Regions from separate parts of the Homo sapiens genome. Here region 2 is linked to region 1. Evidence: read pairs that join two places in POLR2A ChIA-PET (ENCODE). Cell type or tissue: PC-9. All regions are shown on one strand. Links, peaks and the distances in the headings refer to the core of each region. The heading gives the core; the rest is flanking DNA.

Region 1 (10,062 bases), core at 2,562-6,561:
CCAACGTGGTGAAACTCTGTCTCTACCAAAAAATACAAAAATTAGCCAGGCGTGGTGGCTCACGCCTATAATCCCAGCTACTAGGGAGGCTGAGGCAGGAGAATTGCTTGAACCTGGGAGGCAGAGGTTGCAGTGAGTTGAGATCGTGCCACTGCACTCCAGCCTGGGCAACAGAGTGAGACACTGTCTCAAAAAATAAAATGAAATAAAATAAACACAGGGCACCCCCTTCCCACCACCCTCTACCACACACCACTACCTTCATCACCTCATGTGGAGGGTTTCAGGGTGTCAACCCAGATACTTACTGCCAGGAATGTCTGGGTCCTCACTGTGGCTCCTCAGCTTTTCCAGCCCAGAGACACCCCCAGCCTCACTCCACAGTGCCCACCTCACTCCCTGCACGGACCGGCCCAGCTGCTGCTTCTGGCCTCTTCTCCCACCTAGCCCACATCCGGGAATTAGCTCCCTGTCTGAGAGGCCCAAGCAGAAGCCACAGAGCCCGGGCTGCATCCAGTGACTTCGTGGGTCCTTCCTGACTCCAGGGCCCCAAGGGGCCCTGCTGCAAGAGTCCCTTCATCCTTCCTCCCCTTGGCACTCCCTGGGGAATGACAGTGGGTCACAGCGGGGTACCTGGTGCCGGGGCCATCCTGGCCAAGTTCTGGTCCTGCTCCAGCTCCGGCTCTCGTTTGAGGTTGGTCCAGTCCAGGCACTGGTTTGGGAATAGAGTGCTAAGGACAGGGCTGTTGCTTGGAGCCTGGTCTCTGGGCACTGTGGGGAGATAGGACCATCAGCATCAATAGCCACGGTTTCTGGGAAGCCCAGAGGGAGCAAGGAGGGCACGCCCTTCCTAGGAGGAGGAGGCCCAGAGAGACAGCCACGTGCCGCTGCTTCTGGCGGCTCACACTCCCGGGCTCTGCCCAGAGCAGGCGGCGGCAAGAAGAGGCCAGGAGGAGACCCCGGGGAAGACTTTGGACCAGTCTGTTTTTCTGAGCAACCCAACTCCAGCCCTAGACTGGGCCTCCAGTGAGGCCCCACATGCCAGTAACTAAGTACTGGCTCCAACCTGACACTCTCGTCTCCCTAACAGGGCAGAAGGGATGAGGGCATCACTCATTTGTCTACTCCTTTCATCTGCAACCCACAGTTACTGCACTCCTGTTTCCAGACTTGGAAGAAGAGGCTGCTGCAGGAGGGACGCTGCTGCACCCTCATCACGCAGAGCAGAGAGCCCCCCGTGGGTGCAGCAGGCGCCAGCCCGGGCTCTGACTCACCCGGGGTAAGGGCAGGAGGCCAGAGCGGTTCATCTTCCTGCACACGGGGCTGGTGGTAGGTGTGAGCCTTCTTGCTCTTCACCAGGAAGGAGCGTGGCATTTTCAGTGTGCACCCCACACCTGCAAGGGGGAGGGATGGGAGCGGTTAGGAAGGACAAGAGAACAATACCCCTCCATATCTCAGAACCTCCTCCTGAGATAAAACACCAGCTATACTGGGTTGAACAGTGGCCCCCAAAGTTCATGTCCACCCAGAACCTGTGAATGTGACCTTATTAGCAATAGGGTGTTTTTGCAGATGTAATCAAGTTATGATGAGGTCATTCCGGGTTAGGATGGGCCCTCAATCCAAGATGACTCGTGTCCTTATAAGAAGATGGAAATTTGGACCCAGAGACACAGACACCCAGGGAGAACGCCGTGTGCCGACAACAGAGCAGAGAGTGACACTTCTATCAGCCAGAGAATGCCAGGCAGTGCCGACAGCCGCCAGAACTCGGAGCTTCTATCAGCCAGAGAATGCCAGGCAGTGCCGACAGCCGCCAGAACTCAGAGAGGGGCATGAAACCCTCTCCCCTGGCGTCTGCAGAAAGAACCCACTTTGCGGACACCTCGATTTTGGATTTCTAGATCCCAGAACCATGAAAGAATAAATTTCTGTTGGTTTTAAGCCACCTGTTTGTGCTATTTTGTTACGGCAGCTACAAATCCTAACTTCCCTCACTGCTCCTTCACCAGGAAATGAATGCATCGCCCCCTAGAAAACGCTCAGACAAGCCTGCTCCCATTGGCATGACCTGGGCTGCAATGGAGCAGAAAAGGAAAGGCAGGGACTGGGGTCTCCCTCTGTGACACACAGTGGACCCCAATTCTAGAAAGCTACATTTGGGTACCAGTGAGATTCACCTTCAGAGGCCATAGAAACGGGTGGTCTGAGCTTAGGTTTTGGAATCAGTGGTTCGTGGGTTAGAATCTCAGTTCACTTGCTGTGCAATTTGGGACACACACTTAACCTCTCTGGGCCTATCCCCTTTGCTGTAAGTGGGGATGTCCAGGCTTGCAGTGCTGACAGGTGCATCACAGGTGTTCAGTGTCTATCACTGGGGGCTCTGGCAGAGAAGCTGCAGCAAACGAGGGGACATTGCCAATCCACGTGCTCCTGCAAGCCGCAAGCCACAGCCGCCAGAGCACGGCTGCGCCTTGTCCACAGCCCTGGCCCAGAGTCTGTTCCCTAGAGAGACAGGGGCTTTCTCTCTCTGAGGAGTGGGGTGTGGGGACTCAAGACCTGAGAGGACCCCCAACTCCACTGCACCTGGAGGCCTGAGGCTTCATGGACACAGGAGAAGAGGCGAACAGCCCCCAGCTTCCGTGGGCAGCCCAGCATCACTACCAACCCCACCAGTCAGGGAGTGGGAGAAGAAACCAAGGACCACATCAGTCAAGGGACCATCCCAGGCAGAGTCAGGGAGTGACAGGGCTGGACCAACTTGACCACCCCAGGACTCCTGGCTTCCCCTGCAGAGCCCTCTGGAGCTGAGAGCCCTGCCTGGCCCCCAGAATGGTTCACATCCCTGCACTCAGCCTGTGAGGTTCCCCCGGGCACTCTGGAGAGCATCTTCTGGTGGTCCTCTATCCTTTCTGCCCCCACGCTGCACCCAGGCCGACACCAGGCCCATGCCTGAGGCGTCAGAGGAGTCCCACCCCCCCACCCCTTGGGCCAGCCGCCATGCAAGGCTGCAGGGGTGATAGGGTCCGGAGAAGGCGGGAGAGGGATCACAGCTGCTTCAGAACAGCAGTGAGGGCCTGGGTGATAAGGCCTTGGCCCAGGAGCAGGGTGGGAGGTGGGAGATTAGAGAATGCAGCTTGGAAAAGGGCCAGGGACTCACCCCTTCCCCAAGGAGATGAACCACAGCCAGGCAGAAGAGGGACCCGACTATGCCCAGGCCTGCTTCCCCCTGGCCCAGAGCCTGGGGGCATCAAGAGTTTGGACTGGGGGCTCTGCACAGGGGGCCAAGCTCAGGCCCAGCCCTTGCCTGCTGTAAGGCTCATCACTGAGCCTCAGTGCTCATATCTGCTAAACGGGGATCCCAATCCAACCACATGGGATGGTGGGGAGCGAGAAAGGACCTTTATCCATCAGGAGCGAGTGTGAGAGGTGCTCAGCATGTGCTCCCCCGCATCCCAGCACCCAGCCCACTGCAGGTGCATTCAAAGGACGGGGTAAGCCCTGTGCCAAGGGCTGCAGCAGCCTCCCAGAAGCCAGGGCCGCGCTCAAGGCCCTGTACTCTCTGAGCTCTAAAATTAGGAGAAAGGACCTTGAAGGCCTCTGGGGTCCCTTCCCGCGGTCAGATTCTCGGCTCTCTGAACACAGGCTCGGGCCGGGGGCAGCCCACGGCCTTATCTCCCAGGGACACGTCTTCCTCCTCTTGCCTCCTCCCCCTCCCTCACCAGGGCTCCCCACACCCCCCTTCCTTCCCGCTTTTAACTCTTCTTCGCTTCAAGAAAGCCCATGGGGAGGCCAGACCCTAGGGGGAGAGGAGGGGACCCAGTGAGCAGGAGGAGGACTGGGGGTGTGGGGTTCCCCTTGCACTTTGTTTTGAGGGGGCCTGTGAGGGTCATGGTTTGCCTATCAAAATATCAAAAGATGATCCTTTTTTGCGCATAATATTTATGAGGAAATCAACTAGAACCAAAGGTACTCGCCAAGGCTTCTGTGATAGAAGAGGAGCTGGTCAAACCTTCTGGCAGGGGGCTGCTTAGCCTGCCTTGTTTATTACACCTTTAATTCTGATGCTTAATCCAGATGCTGAGTCCCGCTGCTGTCCCATTTTATAAAGAAGGAGCTGAAGCCTGGAGGGCTCAGGACCCTGGGGCAGAGTGAGCAGGGAAGGACTGGGGTCTGTCTGGCCCCAGGCCTCCATGCTCTTGACTTTCAGCCCAGCAGGTGGGCAGTTACTCGGTGCAGAATGGGTGCCAAGTGCTGGGCAGTGCCCGGCATGGGCTTCTCTCTGCAGAGGGAGTGGAGCCGACGTGCTAGGGATGAAAACAGCAGTTTGAAGCTCCCTCGTGTGCCCGTGTCAAGCAGTGTCTTCCCAGGTTGCAGGTGGGAAAACTGAGGTGCAGAGAGGAAAGTGACTCAGACCCAGGGCTCCTGGCCTGTTAGGATTTTACTCTCAAGCCACTGTGCCACCCAGCACTGTCAGAGGTCCTCACAGCACCCGGTGAACACCGCCTGCAGCACAGAGGGAAATGCAGGGTGCTGGGGCAAGAGGGGAGAAAAATCAGGCCGGGTGCAGTGGCTCACACCTGTAATCCCAACATTTTGGGAGGCCGAGGCGGACGGATCACAAGATCAGGAGTTCGAGACCAGCCTAGCCAACACAGTGAAACCTCGTCTCTACAAAAAATACAAAAATTAGCCGGGCATGGTGGCACTTGCCTACAGTTCCAGCTACTCAGGAGGCTGAGGCAGGAGAATCGCTTGAACCCGGGAGGCGGAGGTTGCAGTGAGCCGAGATCACACCACCACTGCACTTCAGCCTGGGTGACAGAGCCACACTCTGTCTCAAAAAAAAAAAAAAAAAAAAAGGAGGGAGAAAAATCAAACCCTCTGACCCTCAAGTCTTTTCCAGGCTCCTAAAAGACCCACATGGCTCCTGAAGAGTCTTGGTGGGGCCAGGCCAGGGACAGACTTCCCTTCAGGAAGCATTGGTATTCTCCTGGGCTCAGGGCCTAAGGAGAACCCAGGTCAACTGACTCTAACCCTGGGCCCCACAACAAGGACACTTTCTAGCGCTCATGAGCCCTGGCCAAGCACTTTTCACTTAGGCACAGGGCAAGATGGGGCTGGCTTCTGGGGTTCTCCAGCCTCAGGAAGGTGATTCTCATGCTTCTTCTAGTGATCTCCCCTGAGCCCCACACCCGCTTTCTTGCCTCCCCCCAGTGTTCTCTCCCCTGAGCTTGGCAAGTGACAGTGACACAGCCAACGCCACGGCCAAGCCCTCTGGCTCACAGAGGGGCCAAATGCACCCGGTGAACTTCCTTTTGGCCCCTGTTAGCAGAGTTGTTTTTTTTTTAAAGAAAAAACAGGAACCAATCACCTATACTGTAGTTAATTAACAACCACTTGGTTTTGATTGACATGAACTCCGTTCTGAGAAGGAGCTAAGAGCAGAGATTATGAAAGAAGCTCAGGAATTCTTCATAAAACAGAGGACTTGATGGTATCGGACCTCCGGAAAGAGGCTCACTGTTATCACTCCATAACCCCCGATCCTGATAGAGTCCCCCTGACCCTGAGTCAGAATCTCAGTCAGTGCTTCTTGAAGACAGGCGACCCTGCACCCTGGCAGGAGCCAGCACCCTAACTTCCAGTTGGACTTGGGTCAACAGGCCTGTGATGTCCCTGTAATGAGGCCCCTTTGTTGCCCAAGGAGTTGAGTCTGATTTGGGGTCCTGGAGCTTGTGACCGCATCAGCCACCAACCTGGGGCTTGGTTTTCCTATCTCTTAAAAGGGACGGTTGGGCTAAGAGATTTCTAAACTTCCCTTTTGCTCTAAAATCCCATGTAGAATTCGTTGACCTTCAGTGAGAGATTGAACCACCTTGACTAAAAGACTTGTCACTCGGGTTCCCCTTTTGGGAGGGTTGGGTAAGACTCAGCTGGTTCTCAGGGTCAGCTACAGAGAACCTTTTTGACTTCCTTTATGTTTAAAGACTCAAGGGAGGCCGGGCGTGGTGGCTCACGCCTGTAATCCCAGCACTTTGGGAGGCCAAGGCAGGCGGATCACCTGAAGTCAGGAGTTCAAGACCAGCCTGGCCAACATGGGGAAACCCCGTCTCTACTAAAAATACAAAACTTAGCTGGGTGTGGTGGCAGGCACCTGTAATCCCAGCTACTCGGGAGGCTGAGGCTGGAGAATCACTTGAACCCAGAAGGCGGAGGTTGCGGTGAGCCCAGATGGCGCCACTGCACTCCAGCCTGGGTGACACAGCGAGACTCTGTCAAAAAAAAAAAAGATTCAAGGGGAAAACAAGACTTGTCCGTGGAGGAGTCGGGGGAAAATGAGCCCAGGTCAGGCCCAGGGGCCCCAGCAGAAAGTAATCATCATCATCATCACCATCATTATTATTATTATTTTGAGACAGAGTCTCACTCTGTCACCTGGGCTGGAGTGCAGTGGTTTGATCTTGGCCCACTGTAACCTCCACCTCCCAGGCCCAAGCGATCCTCCCATCTTAGCTTCTCGAGTAGCTGGGACTACAGGCATGCACCACCACAGTTGGCTAATTTTTGTATTTTTTGTAGAGACGGGGTTTTGCCATGTTGCCCAGGCCGGTCTAAATCATCATTTTTATTTGAAATTTAGAAGGAGTTCTCAAATGTCTCCTCCAAAGCTCAGAGAATGCAATGTCAAAAGTGAGTGAATCTACTTCTGGGTATAGACCCAAAATCATTGGAAGGGGAGACTCAAAGAGATATCTGCATACTCATGTTTATAGCAGCACTATTCACAATAGGCAAAAAGTGGAAGCAACCCAGGTTTCATGGCAGATGAATGTCCAAACAACATGTGGTCTATGGCCAGACTTAGTGGCTCACACCTGTAATCCCAGCACTGTGGGAGGCCGAGGTGGGCAGATCACCTGAGGTCAGGAGTTCCAAGACAAGCCTGGCCAAAATGGCGAAACCCCACCTCTACTAGAAATACAAAAATCAGCCAGGCATGGTGGTGGGTGCCTGTAATCCCAGCTACCCAGGAGGCTGAGGCAGGAGAATCGCTTGAACCCGGGAGGCAGAGGTTGCAGTGAGCCAAGATCGCACCATGGCACTCCAGCTTTGTGACAGAGACTCTGTCTCAAACAAACAAACAAACAAACAAAATGTGGTCTAGACATATGATTGAACATTATTCGGCCTTAAAAAGGAAGGAAATGCTGGCGCATGCTACAACATGGATGAACCTGAAGGATTTATGCTAAGTGAAATAAGCCAATCACAAAAGGACAAATACTGTGTGATTCCTTATATGAGTCCCTAAAATAGGCAATTTCATAGAGACAGAAATAGATAGAGGTTGCCAGAGGTGAGGGGAAGGGAATGGAAGTTACTGTGTAATAGGTATGAAGTTTCAGCTTTATGAGATGAAACAGTTCTGTGGATGGATGGTGGTGATGGTTGCACAGCCATGTGGGTGTACTTAATACCATTGAATGGTACGCTTGAAAATGGCTAAAACGGGAAATTTTATGTTATATGTATTTTATCAAAATAAAAAGACAAGTGAGTGAATGAAACTCTTTCTGCATATCTCTATATTATAGACTAAAGCAGCTCCCATTGGCTTGAATTCCTGGCAAGGAACACACGAAAAGCCTCCCTCTAGACTAAGAGGGGGTGGTGTTTGCTGATGTTTCAACCAAGGGTCTGGATATTGTGGCACAGACAGTGAAGAATCCCATTTGATCAGGCTGTTTTCCCTGGGTGATCTGGAGCCATCTGGTCCCAGAGCCTTTGAAAATCCTTGTACTGTCCAATAAGATTCCCACCCACCCTACCCTGCCCCGCTGAAAGCTTCGGGGCAATGGTCTGCGCTGGTTTTGAGTGATTCCATTAATCAAACCGAAACCAGGTATAGCTCTCCAATGTTCCCCAAGAACTCTCTTCAGGAAGACCAAACTCTGACAGAAAGAGCAAGGGGAATTACGCATTTTCTTGTCCAAAGAATTCCTTCTGCAATACTTCCGAGGACAAGAAACTTGACACTTTGCTAGACTTGGAAGAAATATTCTGCCTGTTGCCTACTAAGAAACATGCAGGCGCGTCCAGGCGGTCAGGTGCAGCTCAGCTGGCTTCTAATATCTACCAGACTCATGCCCACAGATTGTAATCGAATTTACTCCCTAAGAACTCGTGAAAGCTCTGGACTTTCTCCCCGGAAAAATGTACACGGGCACATACCCACGGCGATTCTGCAGACCTCCTCTTCACAAGTCCTGTTTTAGAGTGAGCATGTCTCCTCAGATGCCTCAACACTTAAACTTGGTTTTTTTTCTCCAAAAATAGGTGGAAAGGGCTAACAACAGCCACAGGGAAAGGCGAGCTGAAACAGTACCTCTCCATGGTCGGTCCTATTGTTCCTGGAGCCTGGGCAGTGTGTGGGAGAGGGCAGCCCTGTCATCTCCCCTTAGTAGGCTCTGGAGGGGAGAGCGCCTGACTCTCAAAGTGTCCTGGGAATTTGGCTGGGCGCAGTGGCTAATGCCTGTAATCCCAACACTTTGGGAGGCTGAGGCAGGTGGATCGTTTGAGGTCAAGAGTTCGAGACCAGCCTGGCCAACATGGTGAAACCCGTCTCTACTAAAAATACAAAAATTAGCCAGGCGTGGTAACACGCGCCTGTAATCCCAGCTACTTGGGAGGCTGAGGCAGGAGAATCGCTTGAATTCGGGAGGCAGAGGTTTCAGTGCAATCGCACCACTGCGCTCCAGAGTCTCACTCTGTCTCAAAAAAAAAAAAAAAAAAAAAAAAAAAAGTGTCCCAGGAACTTTAGTCAAGTCCCTAAAGTCTGGGACTGTCTCCGAGGGGGAACACAACTCAGGCACTTGGAAGTGTGTCTCCCTGAGCACTGCCCAGGTCCCCAGGACAGCTGGGTTGTGGGTATGACTTTGTGCCCGAAGGTGACGTCTGTCAGCCTAAAATCAAATTTTGAAAAGTGTTTCTGCGCAGCCGGCAAAGGCGCAATTCCTAGCACAGTGGCTCAGACGAGGCTACGTCCTCACCCTGTTTCTCCCTTGGCTCCTTGCCTTCCAGAGCTTTTCCAGCCCACCTCACCTTTCCTAGGACCGCAGGAGGAGCCAGGGAGCCTGCTGTGAAGCCACCTGCGGCGCACAGGCACATTTCAAAACAAAAGCGTAGAAACGCATCCTCCAGCACTCACCTGTCCGGAGCTGTCCCTCGCCTGGGTTCTGCCGGAGCTTCCCGAGGTGGGAACTGCAAAGCCTCTCTCGGGACTGGCCTCCACTCTGTCAACTGTGTGACTCTTTGCACAAATAGATACTTCTCCTTTTTGCTCTGTCTCTCTGTGTGTTTTTCCTCTTCTGTTCCCCTCCCTGATTTTCAATCTGATTATTTGTGTCAAAATCTGGCGGTGAACAAGCAGCCAATGAAGAGAGCGCGGGAGCTCAGCCGTATTTGCTTATCAAAACTTTCCAGGACACAAGACTTCGAATTCTCATTTCTAACCCTCGACACTTGGAGCGGCACGCTTTCTCTCTGCAGAGAAATTCAGAATTTCGCTGGAAATTTTGAATAACATCTGCACAAAAAGAAAGTGATGGCTAAATTATTAAATTTTAAAAATTAAAGTTAGAAAAAGCTCTAACTTATAAAACTCGATTTTGCATAGGGAAGTCATTGCTCTTTGGTTTTTTTCTTCTTTCTTTTCTCTTGCCTTTTTTCTTCCTTCCCTCCTTCCCTCCTTTTTCCTTCCTTCTCTTCCTCCTTTCTTTCTTCCTCCCTCCCTGCCTCCTTCCTTCCCTTCCTTATTTTCCTTCTTCCTCCCTCCTTCTTTCCTTCCCTCCCTCCCTCCTTCTCCTCCTCTCCTCTCTCTCTCTTCCCTCCTTTCCTCCCTCCTTTTTTCCCTGCCTCCCTCCTCGCTGCCTCCTCCCCTCCCTCCCTCCCCAAGTTCAGCACCCTGAGGCTTGTGAGAGCCAGGCTGGTGCAATGCCCCTAGTACCCGAGCCGGCCACATGCATAGAGGCCCCTCTTGTCCTTGCAGAGGTCATATCT
Region 2 (10,062 bases), core at 1,997-5,996, 170 kb before region 1:
CGGTTTCCTGCACCCCAAAGTGAGCCGCACTCTCAGGGGACTAGCCACCTCCTTCTTAAGAGGGTTTGGGGCAGTTTATAATAAAGGGGGCGTGTGCTCAACCCTAGCTAGGGTGATTTTTTTTGTTTTGTTTTTGTTTTTTTTGAGACCGAGTTTCGCTCTTGTCACCCAGGCTGGAGTTCAGTGGCGTGATCTTGGCTCACTGCAACCTCTGGCTCCCAGGTTCAAGCGATTCTCCTGCCTCAGACTCCCAAGTAGCTGGGATTACAGGTGCCCGCCACACCCAGTTAATTTTTGTATTTTTAGTAGAGACGGGGTTTCACCGTGTTGGCCAGGCTTGTCTCAAACTCCTGGCCTCAAGTGATCCACCTGCCTCGACCTCCCAAAGTGCTGGGATTACAGGTGTGAGCCACTGTGCCCGGCCACTAAGGTGGTTTTTACCTGCACATCCAGCCTGCCTGTGTCCCCAGTGTCTGTTCCATCAGGCAGTGGGGACACAGGCAGACTGGAAGTCAAACACAATCGAATAGGGATATAGTTACTCCAGAAAATCTGAGCTAAAGCTAGAGGCTACAACGGACAGGATTTCATTCCAGTTCTCCAGGGAGACTGGGTGAAGTGGAGCATGCTGGCAGAGCCACCACACTCCCAACTGTGTAGAGGGGTATGGAGCCCAGCAGCCGGACAACCCTGGGAGCTCCCGTATCCAGGGTCACTGCAGCCCTGTGAGGTCACCAGTGGGCGTGGGACTCTGAGCCAATGGTGCAGGCCAGGATTAGAGGGCATGGGAAGATGACCTCTCCAGTCTGGATCCAGAAGGACTTCAGAGGCCTACAGTGTGGTTCTGTCTGCCTGGCCACGCAGAGATGGGGTGGGGTATGGGTTCAGGGCTTGGCGGCCTGGTGCTCACCGCCCTGGAGACAGCAGCATCTTTTTCATGGAAGGAGAAGACAGAAAGGAGGGTGGGGTAGACTCTGGTCATACTGGAACGGGCAGGCACCCACCCACTTGGTCACCCGTGGAAAAGCTGGGGCCAGCCCTGAGTTCATTCTTCCTTCACCTGTGGTTTGGCTGGCGAGCAGGGACAGACCCGAAGAGCGTGGACAGATGGAGTGACCAGTTGGAGGAGACAGACTGGGCTGGAGAGGCCTGGAGTCTTGAAGGGGCACTGAGTGCCTCCTGGGCAGAGGGGCAGGAATGGAACCATGGCCTCTGTGTCCCTCATAGGGAGCACCTGCTCCAGGGGAGGGGTTCTGTGCTGAAGGAGTAGGCCCTGCCTCCGAGGAGCTTCTGTTGAAAGCACAGAGAGGGCCATGGAGCGCTGGACTCAGCTGGGTGGATGGCTGGGAGATGGGGGACCTGAGGTGACAGCAGACTCTGAGGCCTGGGCAGCTCCACCTAGCAGGGGAGAAGTCCCCCATACCCCCCTCACCCCACTTACACCCAGCTTTACCCCTGGCACACCCTCCCGGGTGGGAGTCCCTGACTCATTTTCAGTAGAGGAAACTGAGACTCTGAGAGGTCACCATGAGCTTGCCTGTGATGTGGCTCAGCTGCAGGTTTGAACCCAGGTCATCTGGGTTCAAGACTGTGCTCTGCACAGGGTGGGAGGAGTGCAGCTCTGAAGGTGAGTGCATTGTGGAGGAGGATACAGGGAGGGGCAGTGCTGGCAGGGGGCTCTGAGAGGGGCAGGGGCTTGATGGGGTCCCTGGGTCAGGATGGCCCCAGGAGGCTAGAGTTGGGGTATAGGGACCAGGTCACACAGGGTTCTGAATGCCAGGCTAGGAGGCAGGGGTCACCGCAGGCCTGTCCCAGCAGGGGGATCAATATATATGGGGCCCAAGCGCTGGACTCAGGGGATACCTGGCCAGCGAGGCCCCAACACAGGATGAGGCCTCTGATGACCAGCTCGGGGATGAGTGACGGGGAAGAGCCATGAAGTGGGGGTCACCACGCACAGCAGGGCCTGGCCACTTACAGCTGAGTGGCCTGCAGTGCTGGTGCCTTGGCTCTGGTATAAAATTGAATGAAGCCGGGCACAGTGGCTCACGCCTGTAATTGCGGCACTTTGGGAGGCCAAGGCAGGAGGATCTCTGGAGCCCAAGAGTTCCAAACCAGCCTGGGCAACATAGTGAGACTTCATCTCTACATAGTTTTTTTAAAAATAAAAAAGGCCGGGCACAGTGGCTCACGCCTGTAATCCCAGCACTTTGGGAGGCCAAGGTGGGCAGATTACGAGGTCAGAAGTTCCAGACCAGCCTGGCCAACATAGTGAAACCCCGCCTCTACTAAAAATACAAAAATTAGCCGGGTGTGATGGCACATGCCTGTAGTCCCAGCTACTCGGGAGGCTGAGACGGGAGAATCACTTGAACCTGGGAGGTGGAGGTTGCAGTGAGCTGAGACTGTGCCATTGCACTCCAGTCTGGGTGACAGAGTGAGACTCTGTCTCAAAAAAATAAAATAAATAAATAAATCAAAAGGGTTGGCCAGGCAAAGTGGCTCACGCCTGTAATCCCAACACTTTGGGAGGCCGAGGAGGGCAGATCACCTGAGGTCAGAAGTTCGAGACCAGCCTGGCCAATATGGTGAAACTCTGTCTCTACTAAAAACACAAAAATTAGTCGGGCGTGGTGGTGGCAGCGTGCACCTGTAATCCCAGCTACTTGGGAGGCTGAGACAGGAGAATCGCTTGAACCCAGGAGGCAGAGGTTGCAATAAGCCGTGATCTAGCCACTGCATTCCAGCCTGGTCGACAAGAAGGAGACTGCGGCTGGTGCAGTGGCTCATGCCTGTAATCCCAGCACTTTGGGAGGCCAAGGTGGGAGGATCACCTGACGTCTGGAGTTTGAGACCAGCCTGGCCAACATGGTGAAACCCCATCTCTACTAAAAATACAAAATTAGCCGGGCGTGGTGGCAGGTGCCTGTAATCCCAGCTACTCAGGAGGCTGAGGCAGGAGAATTGCTTGAACCTGGGACGTGGAGGTTGCAGTGAGCCGAGATCGCGCCATTGCACTCCAGCCTGGGGGACAAGAGTGAGACTTCGTCTCAAAAAACAAACAAACGAGACTCCATCTCAAAAACAAAAGTAAATAAAAAATAAAAAGGGACGAAATCAGTTAGCCCTAATAACACTGACTACCCCCAACAGTCGCTCAACCCCAGTGTGAGGCCTCCTTCCCCCAGGCTCCCTTGAGCCCCATCTTACACCAGCTGAAGCTGCAGCTGGACCTTGTGGTCCCGGGTGCTGTCAGGGAAGACAAGGAGGGAGGTGGGGAAGAGGAGGGGAAGGGGAGACCTGACTTTCTCCCTGCCCAGGCTGAGTTCGCTGTCACCTCGGGTCCCCCAGCTCCCAGCCATCCGCCGAGCCGAGTCCAGCAGGTGGCATCGGGGTGCTGGGCGCCAGGGTGAACGTGTATATTTGGTGACGCCGGCGCGCCGACTCAGCGGCCCCCGCCTGGCTGGGGCGAGGTTGGCCCTAGGTCCTAGCGGGGTGGGGAGTACTGAGCAGGCGGCTGGGGCGGACGGACACGTGAGATCGGCCGCACATGGCGCTGGGAGCGTGGCGCGTGCGCGCGGCGAAGCGGAGTGACGTGCACGCGCTGTCTGCGGTCCCGCGCAGGCCCCGTGTGCGCGCCCGGCCTTGGACAACAGGCCCGGCTGCCCCGCGGGGGGAACACCCGCGTCGGCCCGCGGGAGGGAGGCCTGAGCGCGCCCCCGAGCGCGTCCCCGAGCTCACGCGGCGGGGCGCGCCCCTCGCACCTGCGGGCGGGCTGGGGCGGGGCCGCGGCTGTCCCCGCCCACCCGGGCCCGAGCCCGGGGAGCCGGGGCGGAACCGAGCGGCGAGGCCCGAGCGGCCGGAGCGCGGCGCGGCGCAGACAATGGGAGCGGCGCTGGCGGCTGCCGGGGCGGCCCCGAGGGCCGCAGAGTCCTGGGCCCGGCGGGGACCGGAGGCCGCGCCATGAGCCCCGCAGCCGGGCGCACCCCTGCGCCGCGCGCGGGCCCAGGCGAGCGGCCTCTGCGAGCCCCGGGTCCCGCCCTGGGGCCGGCGATGTGCCACCGAGGCTGAGGATGATGGTAGATTGCCAGGTGAGTGCGCGCCGTCCCCAGCCTCGCGTCGCGGGTGGAGGGAGGACCGTATGCCCCAGCCCACACCCACCGGGGGGAGGGAGCCCGGCGCCGCGTCCACGCTGAGCGTGCGCTTACGCAGCTCCGCGTCCAACCCCGCCCGGGACAGTAGGGAAACTGAGGACAGGAGAGGGGCAGGGACTCGCCCGGGGCACACGAAGTTGGCGGAGTCCAGAGATGAAGGGAGGGTTCCGGCCTCTTAGGCCAGGAAGGGCTCGGCTCACCCTTCCCGTGGGGTTTGCTTTGGGAATGACAGCCTCTAAGATCCTGGGGACCCCTGCCCATCTCCCATGTGGGCTCATTTGCCTGGGCTTCTCCGCGCACGTACAGGCGCAGGCCTGCGCATACATGCTCACACACACGCAGACACACACACCACACACTTCCTGGGGCTCAGAGTAGGACGGGACGCTGGGGAAGTGACTGGGGGAAAGAAGAAAGAGGGCGGGGGCTACTCTGCCACGGGCAGGGGCATCCAGTACCCAGCAACATGCCTGGGGCCATGGCACGGGGTGGGGGGCAAGGGGAGGACACGCCAGCTTGATGGGCGGGGATTCTCCAAGGTTCCCAGGATCTGTCTGGGCTGGGGCAGCCTGGAGAGGACAGATTGTGGGGTTCTGTGTTCACCGCTGTGATCACCTGGAAGCAGGAAAAGACCCCTTCAGTGTGGACGGGGCTGTAGGAAAGGAAGCCTCAAATTCCTGCTCTATAAATTGGAATGTTTGGCCTGGGTGACTCCAAGGGTCCCACAGGCTCGTAGACGTGTCTGTCGGCCTTAGGTCTCCACTGGGGATGCCCCCACTACCCACCGAGGTCTGTGGAAAATGCCTTCTTCTTGGAGGTTCTTCTGAGCAAGAGAAGCCGGGGGGGCTGAAGGGCTGAGGGCCTGGGGTGGTGCAGAGCGTGGCCAAGCACTGGACAACTCTTGTGGGACAAGACTGTCCTTGTTGGAGCCTCAGGGTTCTTATTTGGAAGTGGGGCCAGAGCCGTTGCCCTGGTTGGAGTGAGGAGGCCTCACGAGTGAACTGGACACCCCAGGACCAGCAGAGGGAAAGAGGGGAGCAAATGAAGCTTCTGAGGCGCCTTGAATTACCCCTGGAGCCTGCAGGTTCTGCTCCTTTGACCCCCTGGGACTCAGGAGAGCTGCTACCTTGACAACACCCAAACAAAGGTGTGTGTTTTGTTTTCTGGGTTTTCTGCCTGAGGCTGCTGCTGCTGTGCTAGTGCCGGCCACCAGGGGGAGGCAGTGCCCACTGTACTCATTGGAGCAACTGGAGTCAGGGAGAGCCCGGCAGGGTCCCTCTGGGGGACCCCGGCCTCTACCCAATGCACACCCCCCATTACTAGCATCCCTCTCCACAATGTTAGCTGCTCAGAGGCGGGAGGGGGCTCCAAGAGCTTCCTCTTTCCCTTCAGCAGGTGTGCCCAAGCACTCACCCTGGGTTGTGGGGGGGCAGCGTTGGGCTTGGGTGTGGCTCTGAAAGTGACCCAGGGGGGCCTGCCCTCCAGAGCTGGCAGTCTGGAGGGGGCGATGGACAGGGCACAAAAGCAAACAGGCACAGAAAGGAAAAAGCAGTGCTGCAGCGAAAATAATGCCGGGGCTGCCATGGAGGGCTGGGGCCTGCTGGGTGGGGATCTGAGAGGTCTCGCTAAGGGGACATCTGTGCTGTGACCAGAAGACAAAGCATGGGCCAGCCCTGCACGAGTCTGGACAGTGTGATGGAGAAGGCTCAGCAGGCAGGGCTGGGAGGCAGAAATGAGTTTGGCCAGAGAGGAGTGAGAAAGGAGGCCAGTGTGGCCCAAGTGAGCTGGGGGTGGGAGGGGCAGCCCAGGGGCCTGTGGACAGCTATGTGACAACACTACCCTAATGTACAGCTTCCAGCAACAGACATTGATCATCACACAGTTTCTGTGGACCCAGATCCAGGGCAGCTCAGCTGGGTGCCTCTGCCCCCAGGTCTCAAGGGAGGCTGGGACTGGGGTCTCATCCATGGCTGGACTGGGCAGGACCCGCCCCCAGGCCATTCTCATGTTATTGGCAGGATTCAGTTTTGACTGAGGGCATCAGTTCTTCTGTGACTGTTGGTGGGGGCCCTCCCTTGGTTCACTGCCATGTGGGTCTCTCTGTAGGGCAGGCAGCTCACGGCATCAGAACTCACTTCCCCAGAGTGAGGGGTGAAGGTGGGGAGGAAAACAAGAGCAAACAAGCAAGACAGAAGTCATAGTTTTTTGTAAATCTTGGAAGTGACCTCACATCACCTGTGCTGTGTTCTGTTGGTGAGAAGCCAGTCACTAAATCCAATCACCCTCGGAGGAAGGGGATCACTCAGCAACTTATGTACCAGGAGGCAGGGATCTCTGGGGCCAGTGTGGAGGCTGCCTGGGACAGTGTCTGAGAGGAGGCAGTCAGGCCTGATTCTAAACATAACGGAGGCTGGGCGCGGTGGCTCACACCTGTAATCTCAGCATTTTGGGAGGCCGAGGCGGGTGGATCACCTGAGGTCAGGAGTTCAACACCAGCCTGGCCAACGTGGTGAAACCCCGTCTCTACAAAAAAGAAATACAAAAATTAGCTGGGTGTCTCGGCAGGTGCCTATAATCCCAGCTACTCCGGAGGCTGAGGCAGGAAAATCACTTGAACCTGGGAGGTGATGAGTGCAGTGAGCCAAGATCATGCCACTGCACTCCAGCCTGGGCGACGGAGCCAGACCCTGTCTCAATAAACAAACGAACAAACAAACAAACAAACATCATGGGAGCCATTGGAAGGTGTTCCCATTGGAAGATGCTCCCATATGCCACAGGGGGCCGATATCTGATTTTTGCTTCATTTTCAACCCGTTCATGGTGCAAATGAGGAAACCAGACCAAGAAGGGAGTGACTTTCCCCAGATCACAGCACCAGTGCCCAGCCTGTCCGACTTGTATTCCGGGCTGTGTCTCGCCCCTGTGAGAAGTTTCTTTCCTCACAGTTGTAAAGGCCAGAGGTCCAAAATCCAGGGGTCAGCAGGACCCTGCAGTCTCTGAAGGCCCTTTTCCTTCCTAATCCTTCCATCTCTAAGTCTGTGAGGCAGCTAACAGGTTTTGTAGTATTGTCTCACATTAGCGTGGTGATGTCCCCAGGAAGTAGACGTTAGAACCATCCCCATTGTGCAGGTCAGGAGACTGGGGAGGCCCTGAAAGGCACAATGGCTAGTTTGGGGTCACAGAACTGGCAAGAGGCAGGAGCTTGGTGACCCAGATGGCTTCCCCTCTCTGAGCCTCAGGGGCTGGGAGCATGAGAACACACTGGTTGGCTGTCCCAGCTCCCAGGGTGGCTGTGAGTACCTGGAAGTGCCCCTTGTCTCCCCTCACACATCTGCCATCACTCTCCCCATTTCCTTAACCCCCAGCACTGCTGCCACTTGATTTTTACGAACATCTGAATATGACGAACATACAGATTTTTACGAACATCTGAATATGACGAAGTAGCAAAGGTGGATATTCACTCATTCATTTCGTATCTGTCTCCTGGGCCCAGGCCATGCCGGGGCGGGGGGTGGGGGTAACAAGAATCCGGGGAGTTGCCAGGGGAAGGGGAAGTGCTCATCTGGGGAGTGCGTGGGCACAGAGAGATTCCAGAAGGAGGTGTCCTGTGGTCGTGGTTGATTCGTGGAGGGGAGGTGTGGTGATGGCACAGAGGGTGATGACTGGGACCAGTGTCTATCGGGTCAGCTTCCTGGGCTGCTGTCACAAAGTGCTGGGTGGCTCAACACAACAGAAATGTATTCTCTCACAGTTCTAAAGGCCAGAAGTCCAAAATCCAGGGGTCAGCAAGGCCATGCTGTCTCTGAAGGTTCTAGGAGAGGATACTTCCTTGCATCTTCCAACCTCTGGTGGCTGCCAGTTTCCTTGGCATTCGTTCCTGGTTTTGTAGACGTGTGACTGCAAACTGTGCCTTCATCAGTTCGTGTCTGTCCGCCTGTGCGTGTCTGTCCAATTTTCCCTGTTATCATAAGGATAGCAGTCATTGGATTAAGGCCCACCCTAATCCAGTATGACCTCATCCGGATTCTATCCGCACAGACCCTATTTCCAAATAAGATCTCATTCACGGGTACCAGAGATCTTTTTGTTCAGGGACACAGTTCAACCCGTAACAGGAGTATTGGGAATGATCCCCCTCCCAAAGGCCGGGTACCCGCGTGCCTACGGGGACTAGGGGAGCAGCGGGGAGTCGGAAGACATCGCAGGAACCCAGCCCCCAGCCAGGGGGTGTGGGGGCGTGAGCGGAGCCCGCCTGCTCCTCAGCTTGGCGCGCTCTGGCGGCAGCACCAGCAGGTGGCGCTGTGCCCTCCCGTGCGGCCGCCCAGCCCGGCGCGGAGCTGCCGCAGACAAAGGTCTCGCTTTCGGGTCGCGAGGAGCTTGCGCACAGCTGTAAACAGGCCAGGGGCACGGCCACCTCATGGGTGACACACACGGGAGGAAATCAAACCAGGCGGGGCCGAGGCGGGGTGACTGGGTGGCGACTTTGCGTCGGAGGCCGGCGGGGGGCGGAGGAGGAGGTGACAGGGGTGGCGAGGAGGACCATGGTTTGCAGACCGTGGTGTCAGCGGGGCGGAAAGGAAGGCAGGGAGGAGGGATAGGGGACCTGCGAGGCTGCAGGGGCCAGGAGTTTGCCTTTCGTTTGGTTCCTCGCCTGCAAGCTGAGCCGGCCTTTCTCAGGCCTCTCCAGAGGCCGTGCGGCTGATGACACTGCGGTTTGCAGATAGCTCTCCTGTTACTGCAGGCCCAGGTCTGCGGGTGCTCGGAAGGCAGCCCTGGGCACGGGTGGGCTGTCTGTGCAGATAGAGACTTGAGGGGTCCTTCCCCCCAACCCCAGCCCCAGACCCTGCCTCAGGGGAGCTGGGATGCCTGAGGTGGTCCTGCTGCTCCTGGTGGGGGTCAGCACAGCCCCTCAGAGGCGCCTTTGATATACAAAGGGGCGAGGCAGTGTGGGGCTGAGGAGCAGGGGTCAGGTCCCCGCCATGGAGCTGCTCACATGGCATCAGCGAAAGGGAGCGGAGTGCACAGCGGGCCGCTGGCCCAGGAGTGGAATGAGTGGAAGCCATTCCTTTATTTTATTATTATTATTATTATTATTATTATTATTATTGTTGTTGTTGTTGTTATTATTATTATTATTATTATTATTATTATTATTGAGACAGGGTCTTGCTCTGTGGCCCAGGCTGCAGTGCAGGGGCCAGATCACGGCTCACTGCGTCCTCGACCTCCTGGGCTCAGACCTCCAGAGTAGCTGGGGCGGCAGGTGCACGCCAACACTCCCAGCTAATTTTTGGATTTTTTTTGTAGAAACAGTTTCACCATGTTGCCCAGGCTGGTCTCAAACACCTGGGCTCAAGGGATTCCCCCCGCCTCGGCCTCCCAAACTGCTAGGATTAAAGGCTTGAGACACTGCATCCAGCAAGAGGCCATTTCTTACTGTCACCTCCCTACCCGCACAAGGCCCTCCCACCACCTCCTCGCTCACCGAGCTACCAGGCCCGCCCCTGAGGCTGCTGGTCCTTGACAGTTGGTTCAGCGATTGATTCACACAGCAGATACTGGCCTCTGTACACCTGGCTGGCGCTGGGTGCCTGGCCTGTGGGAAGCACCCTGGCTTCTGTGGAAGGCTCAGGGGTATGGGGCAGACAGATCTTGTGGAGAAGGCATGGGCTGCGAGCCTGGGGACCTGGATTCAGTGGCCACTCTGCCATCAGTGGCGTGGTCAGTCACCATTGCACGCTAGCCACAGGACTATTCTCCACAGAGTCCTTCCCTCTGTCCCCTGCTGCAGAGGTGCCTGGTGATGACAGCCAGCCTGTAGGCCTTGTGCTAAAGTGTCCCTTGTATCTGCTCAGCACTCTGCAAGATAAGTGCCACTGCCATCCTCACTTCCAGGTGGGGA

Evidence for each region. ChIA-PET counts read pairs that join two places held together with the same protein. Peaks named below come from ENCODE experiments on the same cell type or tissue, not always from the same donor. Only the 100,000 strongest peaks of a DNase experiment are listed, where the experiment ranks them.
Region 2: POLR2A ChIA-PET joins it to region 1 with 10 read pairs; 2 of 35 experiments call an interaction of 5 or more read pairs at or near these places.

What each region holds. Positions count from the first base shown.
Region 1 is chr9:132,977,991-132,988,052 of GRCh38, reverse strand. It overlaps GFI1B (growth factor independent 1B transcriptional repressor), which reads right to left and starts at 9,359. Exons shown (of 7, transcript NM_001377304.1): 1 at 9,212-9,359; 2 at 1,275-1,394; 3 at 634-771. The coding sequence starts at 1,374. In PC-9, for the core only: no CTCF peak of the experiment used is centred there; no DNase peak of the experiment used is centred there; H3K27me3 peaks cover 3,794 bases.
Region 2 is chr9:133,142,992-133,153,053 of GRCh38, reverse strand. It overlaps GBGT1 (globoside alpha-1,3-N-acetylgalactosaminyltransferase 1 (FORS blood group)), which reads left to right. Exons shown (of 7, transcript NM_021996.6): 7 at 1-106. It also overlaps a transcript of RALGDS not described here. Among named protein-coding and RNA genes, the nearest start is that of GBGT1, 16 kb to the left of the region's middle. RefSeq lists silencers at 3,518-4,027, 4,058-4,147, 8,289-8,408, 8,439-8,538 and enhancers at 3,557-4,204, 8,685-9,244, 9,697-9,786, 9,837-9,966. In PC-9, for the core only: CTCF peaks have their summits at 3,355 (motif pointing right) and 5,414 (motif pointing right); DNase peaks (open chromatin) are centred at 3,543 and 5,293; H3K4me3 peaks cover 2,194 bases; H3K27ac peaks cover 1,702 bases.